Regions from separate parts of the Homo sapiens genome. Here all the other regions are linked to region 1. A link is a contact called in ENCODE Hi-C or POLR2A ChIA-PET data. All regions are on one chromosome and are shown on one strand. Each heading gives the region's core, a stretch centred on a gene start or an enhancer-like site at or near the end of the contact. The rest is flanking DNA. Distances are from core to core; before and after follow the strand shown. Region 1 holds the start of STMN1 (stathmin 1). Region 2 holds the start of PIGV (phosphatidylinositol glycan anchor biosynthesis class V). Region 3 holds the start of TMEM50A (transmembrane protein 50A).

Region 1 (4,331 bases), core at 1,126-3,625:
CTAAAGAACAAGGATCAGACTGGGTGTGGTGGCTCATGCCTGTAATCCCAGCACTTTGGGAGGCTGAGACAAGAGGATTGCTTGAACCCAGGAGTTCGAGGCCAACCTGGGCAACATAGTGAGACCCTGTCTCAATTTTTTTTAAGTCAAATAATAATAATAATAATAATAATAATAATAATAATAATAATAATAATAAAAGGACAGGAATCCCACCTCAAAAGCACCTTTTTATTCAAAGGCTCATTCTAGGGGAAACTTTAACCCAGCCCTCTCAGTCCTCAAGCAGCTGTGAGGAGCTTGGAACATTGTCACAGACTGGCAGAACCAGGCATCTCCCAACAAACCCAGAAGCCAAGTGGCATTGCTAAAAAAGATTAAAAATGAACATGAGTTCTAACATCTACGTTCCTTGCTATGGTTTCCATGGAAATAGACATCTGCTCTAGGGAGAAAGAAAATGTGGGGGGAAGCAGTGTAAGTGCTTTCAAATTATCAGTGTTTTGAAAGATTTATTTCTTTTTTCTGTCACAACATTAATAGTCAGGAATGTGAGACTTTTGTGTGGCAATTTATTGTACTTAAAAAAATGCATTAAATGAGTGGGACCTTCCTCTGTGAACCTCCAGATCAAATACAAAGACTTCAAGATAAAAAGCCTGTTCAGTGGGTAAGGACCTCTTGGGCTTGGGTTCCTTGCTCATTTGTGTTGCCTGCCTATCTGTCGCTTTCCTGAGGGGTCTCATGCCCATCCTTCTCCAACTTTTCTAATGATGTCTGAGATTCTGTTCAGAAAAATGACAGACGGAAGCACCTAGCCATTTTGAAGCTAAGTTTGGTCTGAGAAGAAGCCTTTCAAGGCTCAGTATCTGAATTATTCCTGGTCCTGCTCACAGGCTAAGTGAAAACCACTTCGATTGGCTTGGGGGGGAGGCCGACCCCACACAAGGGCGATTGTTGGAAAAAATGCCGCAACAAGCATATTTCAGGCAACAGCGCATTGCTAATTGTTTGCTTTGTGTAGTGTGCTGCTGCTTGTATGATCCAGTTTTTATTGTCTTGGGCACCCCTTAGTTGTATTTTATCTCTGGCACATCCCTGGTGACTAACTAGGCATGAGAGTCTTTCTAAATTAGGACTGTTGTTTCAGGAAGGTTGGTCACATTTGTTTCTTGATTTGGGGAGATGCAGCTCATTAATAAAATAAAGATATCTCTTCTGCTTAGTCAAGATCTCAAAGCAGGTGTCTTGGTGTATTGACCACCAACCGAGGACACGGTCTTGGTCAGAGAATGGGAGGAGGCGGGGACCATGTTCATTTCATTTATTTTTTTCCCCTTTTTGTGAGAGAAAGGGCCAGTTATTCTAAGGCACGGTCAGACCAATTTCCTTTGTGCCTTTGCTGAGGTTCTGAGCTATCCAGGTCAGGGAGAACAGTGACCTTGTGGCTCCTTTTTCGATTTTTAAAAAGAACCCAGTGCTGCTCTGGGGAGCACGTGCTCTGAGAACAAAAGCAACACTTAACTGCAATCTGTGTAGTCTAGAACGGCTATTGCTCTTCCTCCCCTATCATCCGCAGAAGGCTTGGAAGAACAGATGGAGTCTGCATTTAAGCTGAGTGGCTTTGTTAGACCAAAGGCGATCAAATTCCAGAGCCCCACGCTTTCCCGCACAGGTCCCTGGTCACCGGCTCGGGAACCTGAGGATGCTGGCAAGAACGCACACAGTGAGGGAAGGGCCACGCCCGCGACCTGTGGGCTGAGTGGATTAGAAATTACGATGATGTCACAATATGGGTGACACGCCGGTGTCGGTGTAGGGTGCCGGGGGCAGGGGGCCCTGCAGGGGCGTGGAGTGGCATTGTGCTGTCACAGGGGCTCGGGCGTCTTAGGCACCCATGTGGGTGGCGCACTAGAAGGGGCACTGCTCTGTCCGAGTGCTGCCCTTGGGGCGAGGCGGGCATGTGGCTCTACAAGGTGGAGTCCAGGCGGCCAAAGTTTGGAAAGGTAGGGAAGGACCCCCCCGCCCTCCGCCTGCTCCGCCCTGCCCTTGTTCTCGAGAATGGGGAGCTGGTTCGGACCTAGTCCGGGGTCCACTGCCACGCCCTCTTCCACGGCGAGACCACCCCCCTAGTCCCAGGCCCACACCTGGGGATGCTCCCCAGGCGCCCTGCAACCCCCGGCATTGTCCTCCTGCCCTCCGGGACAGGACTACACTTCCCGAGGTGCTTCGGGGTCCCGGGGGGCGGCGCTCCACGCGGGTTGTGGGGGGCGGGGGCGGCACGTGCCGCCGCTCTCGGCCAATGCGGAGCCCCGCGCGGAGGTCACGTGCCTCTGTTTGGCGCTTTTGTGCGCGCCCGGGTCTGTTGGTGCTCAGAGTGTGGTCAGGCGGCTCGGACTGAGCAGGTGGGTGCGGGGCTCGGAGGAGGCGGCGGCTGGCTGAGGCCAGCAAGAGGGACGCGGTCGGCGGGAGGGGCTGGGCCGTGGCAGCGACCCCCTGCTGCAGGGCGGCGGGCGGGGCTGCGGGCCTCGGAGGGGTTGGTGGGCGGGGGTCGCTCCGCTTTGTGTGTGGCTCGGGCGGAGCCTCGCCTTTGTCCCCGCTCTCCGGGGGCGCGGCTGTTCGTGGGCAGGGGGCTGGGCGATCACCGGGCGTCCGCTCCGGGGTGCCGTCGAGGAGACAATAGGGGGCGTGGGCCCTCGTTTACCTCCCTCCCTCCCTCCCTTCCCTGCGGGCCCCGCCGGGTTCCCCATTGTCTGAAGGGACGGGGCGGTGCCCCAGGGACCAGCGGCTTTAGGACCAAACTGCGGGCAGCCAGGGCCGCGACCCTCCCTGCGACCGTCCCCTGGCGACCGCAGCTGGTGATTGAGGGGCGGCGCTCCCGGGCCCCACGAGGGTTCTTCTGTCTTCGCGGCCGGACGCGCGGACAGCGTGGGTGGCGGCAGGTTGGGCATGGGGACGGCGGGAGGCGGTGGCGAGCTCACCGCGGGACCACCCGGGGGCCTGTTCCCGGGGCCTGCCCCACCCGCTGAACTGTGAAGGGGGTGGTGGCGGCGGCCTGGAGGTGTTTTTGGCGGGAGTTGGGGGGGGCGTCCGCGCAGGGGGAGTCAGGCAGGGGCGGAGTTACCCGGATTGGACCGTTAGCCCCGCCCACCCCTCCCCTTCCCACGCGCGCGGGCTCCGGGGTGTTGAGTTCGGGGAGATTCGAAAAGGCGCGGGGAGGAAGGGGGCGGGGCCAGGGGCCGGAGCGCAAGGCGTGCTCTGATTGGCCGGGGGCGACCGGTCCTCTTTTCCTCGCCCGGACCAGGGCCACGCCCATCCTGGGTCCGGTGCTGCGTCTAATTCTCTGCTTTTCTTAAATCTTGTCGCTGCCTCTGATTTTAATTCCTAGCTTTTGGGAACCTGTCATCCTACGTTTTTGGTACTAGCTGGCGTCTACAAAAGTCATAATGTTAAAAAGATCAACAAGAGATACAGCATTTTTCATGACATAACGGCAGCAAATATAAGTCAAAATCTAGAGGTTCATAAACATTTTGCTTGCTGTTGGGCAAGGAAGCTTAAACCTGAGGGACAATAGGAGTTCAACATTATTGGTTACTATTAGCTTGGGCGTTTTCTTATCCACCACGTCAGACACAGACAAAGCAGGGGTGGGTATTTCATTTGCACAATGAGTTGTAGGCAGTATTAAGATGGCTCCGGGGGCACTGTTGAGTTGAATCTGGAATATCTTCTTACAGTTTCGGTGAAATGTTAAAGAGTTTATGGGGGAAAAATTCTTCACCCTTGTGACTTTGTCTGATTTTAAAAATCCAAGAGTTTTATGACCGAGAAAGCTCAGTTAACTTGATTTTCTGGAACCAATATCATATTCAGGTCATATTTCCCAATGTTTATTTAGTAGATTTTGATAATTTTTTTCGTGGTTAATTTAGACGTCTTTATTCCACGTATTTTTCTGACGATGTATGTAGATGTGATGTGAGATTTTTTTGGGTTGATGACATATAGAAAGGCAAAGAAAGTGATTGCATGTTTTTGAAAATCATTTTCAGGACTTTCCTTATCCCAGTTGATTGTGCAGAATACACTGCCTGTCGCTTGTCTTCTATTCACCATGGCTTCTTCTGGTAGGTAATCTATTTGGAAAATCTGAAATTGTAATGGGCTTATGATTTTAGATTGAGATGGCTCAGGTCTTCGCCTTTGATTTGGCACTTATGTTTTGGTCTTACCAAAACCTATTTTATGAATAGGAGAAGAATTTAAAAATGATTATCACTTGAATGTGCCGAGAGCTCGTAATTGTTTATTGGACAGTTTGGCTTAGT
Region 2 (4,331 bases), core at 1,305-3,804, 880 kb before region 1:
TATTGGATGCACTTCTGCAGGAACTAAAGATCTGGGTTCAACTCCTGACTCTGTCACTTACAAGTTCTCATTAGTCCCTCTGAGCCTCAGTTCTTTATATAAAAAATGGGAGCAGACTTTTTTTTTTTCCTATCTCACAAAATTGTCATGATGGTGAAACAGACCAAAGTGTGAAGTTCTACTCAAATCTGTGTTGTGGTTGCTATTATTTGGCGTGTGCCCTTTTCCTCTTGCCCAGAATAATAAACTAGGTCCCAAACCAGAGTCCCCAAAGTGGGGCATAAAACCATACTAGAAGACCATAATGACTCCACACTCTAGCTTAGCTCTCTGATGTGTGTTCAGCTGGTCTGTTAAATTAAGTGGGGAAGGAAAAGAAAACCACCACTCAGCAGGACCTCAGCCAGCTCACACTGCTGAAACAAACTGAGGGTGAAGACAGAGTAGACTACCAGGGATGGAGAAAACTGTTATTTGCCATCTCTTTGTTGGGATGGTAGCAACGTATAAACAATCGCAAAGCCACTCCGAGGCAGGGAATGCACCTTAAGGCATCTTTTATAATTCCTTGAGCTAAAAGGAGTCATAAAGGCTCCTCAAGAACTTTCAAACACCAGCCTGGGAAATTTGAAAGGAAAGCAAAAGCATCAGAGGCAGCTCATCAATTTGGGATGAAGAACTATGCCTAAAAGGAAAAAAAAAATTTGAACTGAGAAATTTAAGGAGGACGGCTGGAAGACTCTTTTTCTTCTCTTATCTGGCGAATACCTAAAAAACCTGTATCACTTGTTTCTGGAATTCTCTGATCCTCACTAGACAGTGTGCTATGCCCTCATTACATTCTGCCCTATTGCCGTTATTGCTATTGCTTATTTAAGTTGCTAAGGGCAGGGGCTTTACATCACAACTATATCCCAGGGCCTAGAACACAAATAGGCATCTTAAACCTGTGTTCTGAATGAATGGAAGTGGTAGGGACAGGATACAGCATCAGCAGTTCACTGACTCTAGATATGAAATCAGTGCCCCAAGTATTCTTCCCATCATATCTCATGTCAAGAGCAAGACGACAAAGTCACAGAAGCCACAGGAAAATAAAATTTCCCCAGAAAGGGAGCCAAGTTGGCCAATGGCAACAGTACTCTTTCCTTGGCACAAGGGGGCGCCTGCTGCTTACTCCATCGCCAGGAGGCCTGGAGGAAGGGAGGGGCCCCCAATTCCACACCGGTTGGCTCACGAAAATTCGGTTCAAAGGCAAGCTTCTGAAAGCCCCAGACAGTAACGATAGTTTGTGAATCTAAACGTTTCCAACGTATGACTCGCTGAATCGAGAGAAATCACGGAAATGGGCATACTCAACCTCACGCGGCTACTCCTTCCCTATCCTAGGGCGAATTCACTCTTTTTTCCTCTTCCTTGGCTTCCCACGCGCATGCAGAAGAGAAGCTGGGATCAGAAAAGCACCTAACCCACCTCTGCCACTTGACCATGCTTGCATTCTTCCTTTCCTCTCTCGAGTCAAGCTCTAGCCTCAGCGACTACAGATGTGTGTAGCCCACACTTTGCTTACAGGTAAACCAAGTAAAAACAAAGCTAGTCAATTCTCCCTCTCAGCTAATTGCCCACCTCACTTCCCAACAACCCCTTTGCCAAATCACAGACTCTTAACTGGCAGGACACTTACAGATCAACTAGTTTCACTCTTCAAAAATTTTCCCGTGAGATAAATAGGCTCCAGAGATCTCATCAGACACTGTGAGGCTAGTATAATTACCATCGCCATTTTATGGATATGGAAACTGAGGCTCACTGGGGTCAAGTGACGTACCCAGGGCTACTTAAAGAGGCTGTCATGTTTTCTGCTTCTTAAACCTCACGGTACCAGCCCGCATCCCTCGCCAAAGGGTACGCGCCCTTTCCGAGCCAGGATTATGACCCAGGTCACCCAAACGCCTAGCCCAGTACTTCCATGCCGCAGCCTGCCCTTGCTAGGTATGCTTAGGGTAGTTGGGCCCTATCTGAGAATCTGGGACATCCTGTTGAACGGCAGCTCTGGACCCTCTGGGTAAGACTAACACCCCCTGCGCAGGCTGGAGAAGTCGCTCTGACCCAGGGTCCTCAGAGCCAAAGGCCTCGTGGGGGCTGCCTTCTGTCAGCCCAGCCGTGTCCGCAACCCGTTTCTGGCCGGCTCCTTTTGGACACAGTCCCTTCTGGGTACTAATCATCCACGCTCACCCCAGAGGGGCCACGGCCCAAGGACCACTCCCGAGGGAGCCTGCAGAGCCCCACCAGGCCACAGGGCCGGAAGCAGACGAGGGCGGGAGGCTGGAAAGGAAGAGGCGGCGCCCGAGGCTGCTATGGCGGAGGGGCGGGGCTCCCCGCTTCTCCGGGCGTCTGTCTCATTTCTACCGGCTTCCATTTGACAGCTTCCCTCCCGCCAGAACTCCAGGGCTCCCAAGCTGGCGCGGGGTCCTCAGCCCCTGCCCGTCCCGACCTCCCCGGCGGGGACCGAACCTCAGCTCCTCCATCCGGGGCCCACGCGGCCCGCGCCTGCGCGCTGGCTCCGCCGACGGCGTCCCCGCCCCGCTCCTGCCCGGACTTGGAGCAGCCCCGCCTCCCTGCGCGGCGGCCATGTTGACTCCGGGCGAGCGGGATGGGGGTCGCCGCTCGGCGCCTCGCCTCGTAGCACCTTCCCACCTTGGTGACACCTGAAGAGTTCTCTCGCACTTCGCTCTCCTTCAAGGCCCCCCGCCACCCCGCCTTCAAATAGTGAGCGGAGGCTGCTGTCTCAGAGTCAGTGCTCTTGCCCCAGCTCCCGCTGACGTTCACTGAGTTCCCGGTGTGGGCCGAGGCTCTTGTAGTCGGAGGCTGACCCGCAGCCTCTTCACAGAAACCAGAGCCGCGCTCTTCCTGCTGTCAGGCAACAACAGCTCAGCACAGGGCCTGACACACAATAGATGTCCTCTGAATAGCCAAAGAAAAACATTCTTGGGGTTTCTGTGGCCGGCAGCGGCACCCTGCGTCCTGGGTGTGAAGAAAGTGGGGGATCCCCCTGATTTTCCCCTCCTCTATCTACCAGAGACCTTCTGTCCTACTTTAGTCCTCAGCCCCACCTCAGGTGGCTAATGAGGATGGTGAAGAAAACCTCAGAGAACACCCTCCAGGGCTCCTTTCACCTCCCTCACCCAAGCAGTTTCTCTCATAGGAAGTGGGGCCAAAAAAAGAAGAAAAAAAAAGAGGCGAACTCAACAAAACCGTCTATTGGGGGGAGCGGCCAGTTTGTACCCTTGTAACGGAAACTGTTAGAACAACTTTGCACCCTCCTTAAAGGAAACAGATGATAAATCCTTCTCCGTTGGTGGATTTCTTGTTTCTCAGGATTCCAAAGCCTTATGTGGTTTCAGTTATCTGCCCTCCAAACGAAGCCAGGGGCCGGGTTAGCCTCTGGCCACAGCCTGGCTCAGGGAGGGGTTTATCTTCTGCAACGGCTACTCATGTGGGTGGGAACAAAGAGATGGTTGCTACCTCTCCAGGCGAAGACCAGCCCACATCAGTCTGTGGGGGCCTGGGACTGTATCTCTTGACTCTGTAACTCATTTCAGGCCCTGAGACCTAAATTGCCTTCAGATATCTGTTGTGTGCAAGGTGGAGAAAAGGCAAATCATATTTAGTCGTTGTGTGTTGGAGAAGGGGGAAAAAATGGAGTTTCATGGCCCTTCCCCCAGGTTTTTCAGTGCCACGCACTTGTTCTCAGCTCCAGAGGCCTGTGAGTAACGTGGCAAAGCCTGGGGACACACTTGTGACTGGGGCCTAAGGCTGTGACTTGAATCTCTAGAAGTCCACCATGAGGCTCCAAGCAGCACTCTCTCTGCAAAGACAAAACTGAGAAATGAACTGTCCTTGCTCTGTAAATTCACAAGGGGAAAAAAGACATGCATTCTCAGGGTTCCCTCTGTCCACATCAAATTCTCTCAAAAATCTATTTGTAAAAAGGCCAGGGGTCTCTCAAGACAAGTCAGAATGTTTTTTAAAAGCTCAGCTGTCACCCTGTAGAGGTAGAACTTTATCCAGATTTTCAGCTGTACTTTCCTGCAATTTCTCTTTTCCTTCTCTGCTACCCAACCCCCTCCTCTTCCGCTCTGTTTCCTGTTTCATTTTCTGACTTCTGCTCTGACAGGAAAACAAGGAAGCTGAATCTTGTGCTCTCAAAGCCCTGACTCCCTGGTTTCAGATTGGAAGAAGGCTAGGTGGGATAGGAGGGGATTCTGGGACTCCAAGGCTTTGAGTAGTGACGGAGGCAGCCTCTCAGTGTTCTTGTAGAGTCTGCAGCT
Region 3 (4,331 bases), core at 1,281-3,780, 570 kb after region 1:
TTAATATACTCATTAAAAGGAGATATAATCCATATAATGAACAAATGTTTTATTATGCCATTTTTACCATGCAGTTAAAACAACCCAACCACTTGTTAATCAAATTTTAAACCATAAACTCTTAAAGTGGAACTAATAACTCTCCACAAACAACAAAATATCAACATGGTCAAAGTGGTCAAAGATAAAATAAATAGTACATATTTTAAAACATCCTGCAGAATTCAAAACCCATAAACACAAACGCACCAAAAAATAAGGCCCAAATAATCAATGACACTTACTAGTACACCAGCAGCAATGGAAGCAATAGTATTGCGCTTTTCCCCCCAGTCAATGCATTCTGAGCATCTCAAGCCCTCTAGAAATCCAGACATTTTTTTCAGGTCACTTAAAAACAAACAAACAAACAATTAAATAAGTACTTCCATTTACTTGCTTCAAGCCCGAAAAATAATTAATAGCTCAGGAATAATTAGATAAAAGTGAAATTACAAATGCTTTATTTTGGTTCCACATACTTCTTCAGAATATTTGATTTAGTTTTTGATGAATTTCCACATTATAACTTTGGAAAGTAATATCTGGATTCATTTAGTATCTTTTTTAATGTAAAAAATGGTTTGGGGGCCGGGCGTGGTGGTTCATGCCCGTAATCCTACCAATTTGGGAGGCTGAGGTGGGTGGGTCACCTGAGGTCAGGAGTTTGAGACCAGCCTGGCCAACATGGCAAACCCCATCTCTACTAAAAATACAAAAATTAGCCGGGGGTGGTGGCGCATGTCTGTAATCGCAGCTACTTGGGAGGCTGAGGCAGGAGAATCGCTTGAACCTGGGAGTCGAAAGTTGCAGTGAGCCGAGATCGTGCCACTGCACTCCAGCCTGGGCGACAGAGCAAGACTCTGTCTCAAAAATAATAATAAATAAATAGAAATAAATGGTTTGGATATATTTAAGCAGTATTAACAAAGGTGGGTCTCCAAATATTGAAAAAATTTTAACTACTGGTTGACCTCCTCCTGAAAATCTGTCACATCCTATTATTTCTAAGTAGGTATTAAATTAGTTTAGGTGGTACTTTTAATACCAAGTATATGATTACTAATCCACAGGAGCTCTTTTGTATCATTTTGATTCCAAACTTATTAAATGAATTTGATATTTACAGTCCAGGAGCACTAACATTAGTAGAGAGACAAGTGATAAACTTTGGCTCTGAGTGGAATTACAGATTCAAATGAAAAATATTTCTCTAATTTACATATTTTATCACAGAACGTGTGTTTCTTCACACCTAAATCAAGAAATTAAACACTGCACTGCAGTTCTTACCTCTACCCACATCATTTCCTTTCACTTCATTCATTATTTTTCTTTCTGCAAGCCTGCCTTTTGGTGTCATTTCTATATAAAGAACATCCACTTTAATATCCCTATCTCTGATCCTAACGGGTGTTTCCAGCCAAAAGCAAGCACAGAATCGTGGTTAATAGTAATTCAGATTACAAAAATCCAACTGCTATTTAAATATAGCCGACCCAAGCTGTCTTTACAAATTATATAAAACATTCCTGTAAGCCGAGCAGTAGAGACCTGAGATACAGCCATGTTATCTCTATTTCAGAGTATGAAAAAGCCTGAAATACATATAACTTGCGAATAACAACACCCAAACTCCTACAGCGAACTTGACTTCCTTAAGATACTTTGTAGCCAGCAATTATGGTTGTCCAAAAATATGACACCCTACAATAGAGCAACGTCTCCCATTTTTAACTTCTCTTTTAAAAATTAAATATTAAAATATATGATTACAGCCAATGCTAAGATGCCTTTGGGACAAGTTCAATTTAGGAAATTCACTCATTTGATTCTTCCCCGGGAAGAACTGCAATTCAATAAGTGTTATTTTCGGTTCATCCCAATGGCCCCACCCCGAATCCATTTTTCTTTGCACGACGACTGGTACGCTCAAGCCAGACCCCGCCCTCCAAACTCTGGGACTTTTAGGTCTCGAGGGACGCCGCTGGAAGATGGGGGAGCCACCTTTAGCCGGGGCACCCCTCGCTGAGGGAGCTGGCCGGGTCACGCTCCTTTCTCGGGGCTTCGGCTTGTCCAGCTGTGAAGTGGGGGATCGGGGGATTTTCCAGGGATCCTGGGGTGTCCCGGGGGAGGGCGCGGTCCCCTCTCCGTCTTGGCGGGGTCTGGACGCCGTCGCCTTCTCCTGGCGCCGCCGGACCCAGGAGAGGAGAGGTCCGCGGCGGCTCAGCCCGGGTCTGCGGCTTCCGGGAGGGTGGCGGCAACGAGCCTGTGCTGTGGGCACCAGCCCGTCAGACGGCCCCGGCTCCGAGGCCTCTCCAGCCTGCGGCCGCTACTCTCTTACCCCCACTCCCCGCCCGACACTTACGTCCAGCCCCGTCGTGCAGTGGTTCCGGAGCCCGGTGTCGCGCCGCGCCGGCCCGCCTCACTCCCCCGATTTTAGCCAAGAAAACAAAACGGCCACAGCCTCCAGACACCCGGATGCAGCAGTACCATCCACCCGGCTCAGTCGCGCATGCGGACACGGGGCGGAGGGCGGGGCGCCGGGTCCGGAGGGAGCCACGCCCACCACAACAACGCGTCTGCGCATGCCCGGGCGCTGGGTTCAGGGGCTTTCCGCCGCTCTGGGTTCACAGCTGGACGTCGGGAGTGCTAGTTTGGAGTACGCCATTTGAGAGTAGGCGTGAGAAGTTGCTCTGTGTGCTGAGCGTTCTAAAGGAAGGCGTCCGTTGGCCTTCGTACCCGTCTTGAGTGAGGTGACGAGTGTTTTCTAGTACTGGGGTCGGCCGCGCAGCCCTCTCAGGGGTGGGTGGCAGGAAGAGTGCCGGGTCCCGCGTGGTGCAAAAGGTGGGTTCAGGTTTGCGGCCACACAGCGCTACTCAGGACTTTTTAGTCTTGTTTATTTTCTCCGTGCCTGTTCCCGCCCCCCGCAGCTCCACCTCTGGGAGAGGGGCGGGTTCAGCTCCAGGAGGCGGGGACTTCCCGGCTTGGCGTGGCTGGGGTGTCCCGTGGACCCCAGTCTCGGCGCGGTGACCCACTTATGGGACTTGGCCTTTCTTTGTTGTTTGTTTAAGGCAGGGTTTCTCAGCCTGGGCACTACTGAGGTTTTGGGCCGGCTAATTCTGTCTGGGTTGGGGAGGGTGCTGTCCCGTGCTTCGCAGGTTGTGTAGCTGCATCCCCCGCCTCTACCCAGTGGATGCAAGTAGCAGCCCCAGTGAACCAAAAATGCCCCCAGACTTTGCCAAATATCCCCTCCCGGGGAAGATCGCCTCGCTTGAGAACCACTGTTGGAGGAGAGCCTGGGTTTTCGGGAGGTAACCGTTTACAAAGGGGAGAACGGTAAGAAGCCGGAAGCAACGATGACTTAGCTACGTGAAAGACTTGCGGCCGGGCTCGCCCCTCTTCTAGAAGCCGTCAGTTTGGGTCTCGCGTCTGGAATCACCGTCAAGGAGTCAGATCCAGCCCCGGAGAGGGAGCAGGGTCGAGGTCTCCTTGCAGAAGGCGCCACCGCAGGAAGCACAGGCGCAACGTGCGGTCTCCCTAGCGGAGGCGCTCGCGATCCTGCAGCCGCCGGTCCGGGAGGTGCTCGGTAGCCCTCCTTGGTGCCTGTCCGGTAGCTGGTCACTCTCGGGGGAAGGTCGTGTGCAGAAGGGCACATGCGATCACACAGAGACGGCGTTGCTGCGGCTTTGACCCGATGGTGCACCCGAAAGAACACAGAGGGTGAAGGGAGAGATCCAGGAAGTGGTCGCGGAGCAGAACCCCCCTTCACTTCAGTTAAAAAGGTGGGTCAATTGTCGTTAAGAGATACGCACAGGTTCATCTGATTGACATGTACGGCGGCAGTATATGAGTGGGATGGGAACCAAGGTGACTGTTGTTTCCTTTGATGGATGAAACTTTCATCCCTTTGGGTTTTTTTGTTTGTTTTTGGCGGTGCATTAGCCGATTAGTAGATAAAACTGCATGACAATCTATAGCCTGTTTTTAAATGGACACGTTCTTACCACTCAGGAGGTTTATCGTGATTGTTTAATGTCTCAGGGTGGAGGAATCTAGTGCAGGCAGTTCTTAATGAAACCTTTTAAATTCCCGTTAGTGACTTAACATTAGTTTACCAGCTCTGAGCAGCTTTAAACAAACATCCTCTTTTAATAGCTAATGAGTGCGGGAGAAAAGATACTAACTCCTTTCTCTTTGCGTTTTTTGCCCCTACCCTTTTTTCTCTTTTCTGGCCTTAACATGATTGTCAAATATTTATAAATATGAGTGAGCATCTTTATATTACTCTT

The links. Hi-C counts contacts between places; a loop is a spot of excess contacts on that map. ChIA-PET counts read pairs that join two places held with the same protein, here RNA polymerase II (POLR2A). Pooled maps may share reads with other maps.
Region 2: a map of CD4-positive, alpha-beta T cell shows a loop between it and region 1 (6-fold over the local background). The contact joins the promoter of PIGV here to the promoter of STMN1 in region 1. A Hi-C loop is called at or near these places in 1 of 168 maps with a recorded cell type or tissue (CD4-positive, alpha-beta T cell) and 5 of 50 pooled maps. POLR2A ChIA-PET finds 5 or more read pairs at or near these places in 1 of 52 experiments (A549).
Region 3: a pooled map shows a loop between it and region 1 (9-fold over the local background). The contact joins the promoter of TMEM50A here to the promoter of STMN1 in region 1. A Hi-C loop is called at or near these places in 2 of 37 single-sample maps with no recorded cell type and 9 of 50 pooled maps. POLR2A ChIA-PET finds 5 or more read pairs at or near these places in 2 of 52 experiments (HEK293 and MCF 10A).

Annotation. Positions count from the first base shown.
Region 1 is chr1:25,904,463-25,908,793 of GRCh38, reverse strand. STMN1 (stathmin 1) reads left to right here and starts at 2,375. Exons shown (of 5, transcript NM_005563.4): 1 at 2,375-2,405; 2 at 4,056-4,130. The coding sequence starts at 4,118. It overlaps MIR3917 (microRNA 3917), which reads left to right and starts at 2,340; the gene lies at 2,340-2,432. LOC105376885 (a long non-coding RNA gene) reads right to left here and starts at 2,244. Exons shown (of 2, transcript XR_947102.1): 1 at 2,148-2,244; 2 at 551-1,758. RefSeq lists silencers at 2,133-2,442, 2,463-2,552, 2,943-3,362, 3,142-3,436.
Region 2 is chr1:26,786,173-26,790,503 of GRCh38, reverse strand. It overlaps PIGV (phosphatidylinositol glycan anchor biosynthesis class V), which reads right to left and starts at 2,554. Exons shown (of 4, transcript NM_017837.4): 1 at 2,236-2,554. RefSeq lists enhancers at 978-1,107, 1,915-2,114, 1,802-2,628, 2,675-3,114, 3,635-3,784 and a silencer at 2,415-2,624.
Region 3 is chr1:25,336,533-25,340,863 of GRCh38, reverse strand. TMEM50A (transmembrane protein 50A) reads right to left here and starts at 2,530. Exons shown (of 7, transcript NM_014313.4): 1 at 2,408-2,530; 2 at 285-390. The coding sequence starts at 377. It also overlaps a transcript of RSRP1 not described here. RefSeq lists silencers at 2,581-2,700, 3,692-3,986.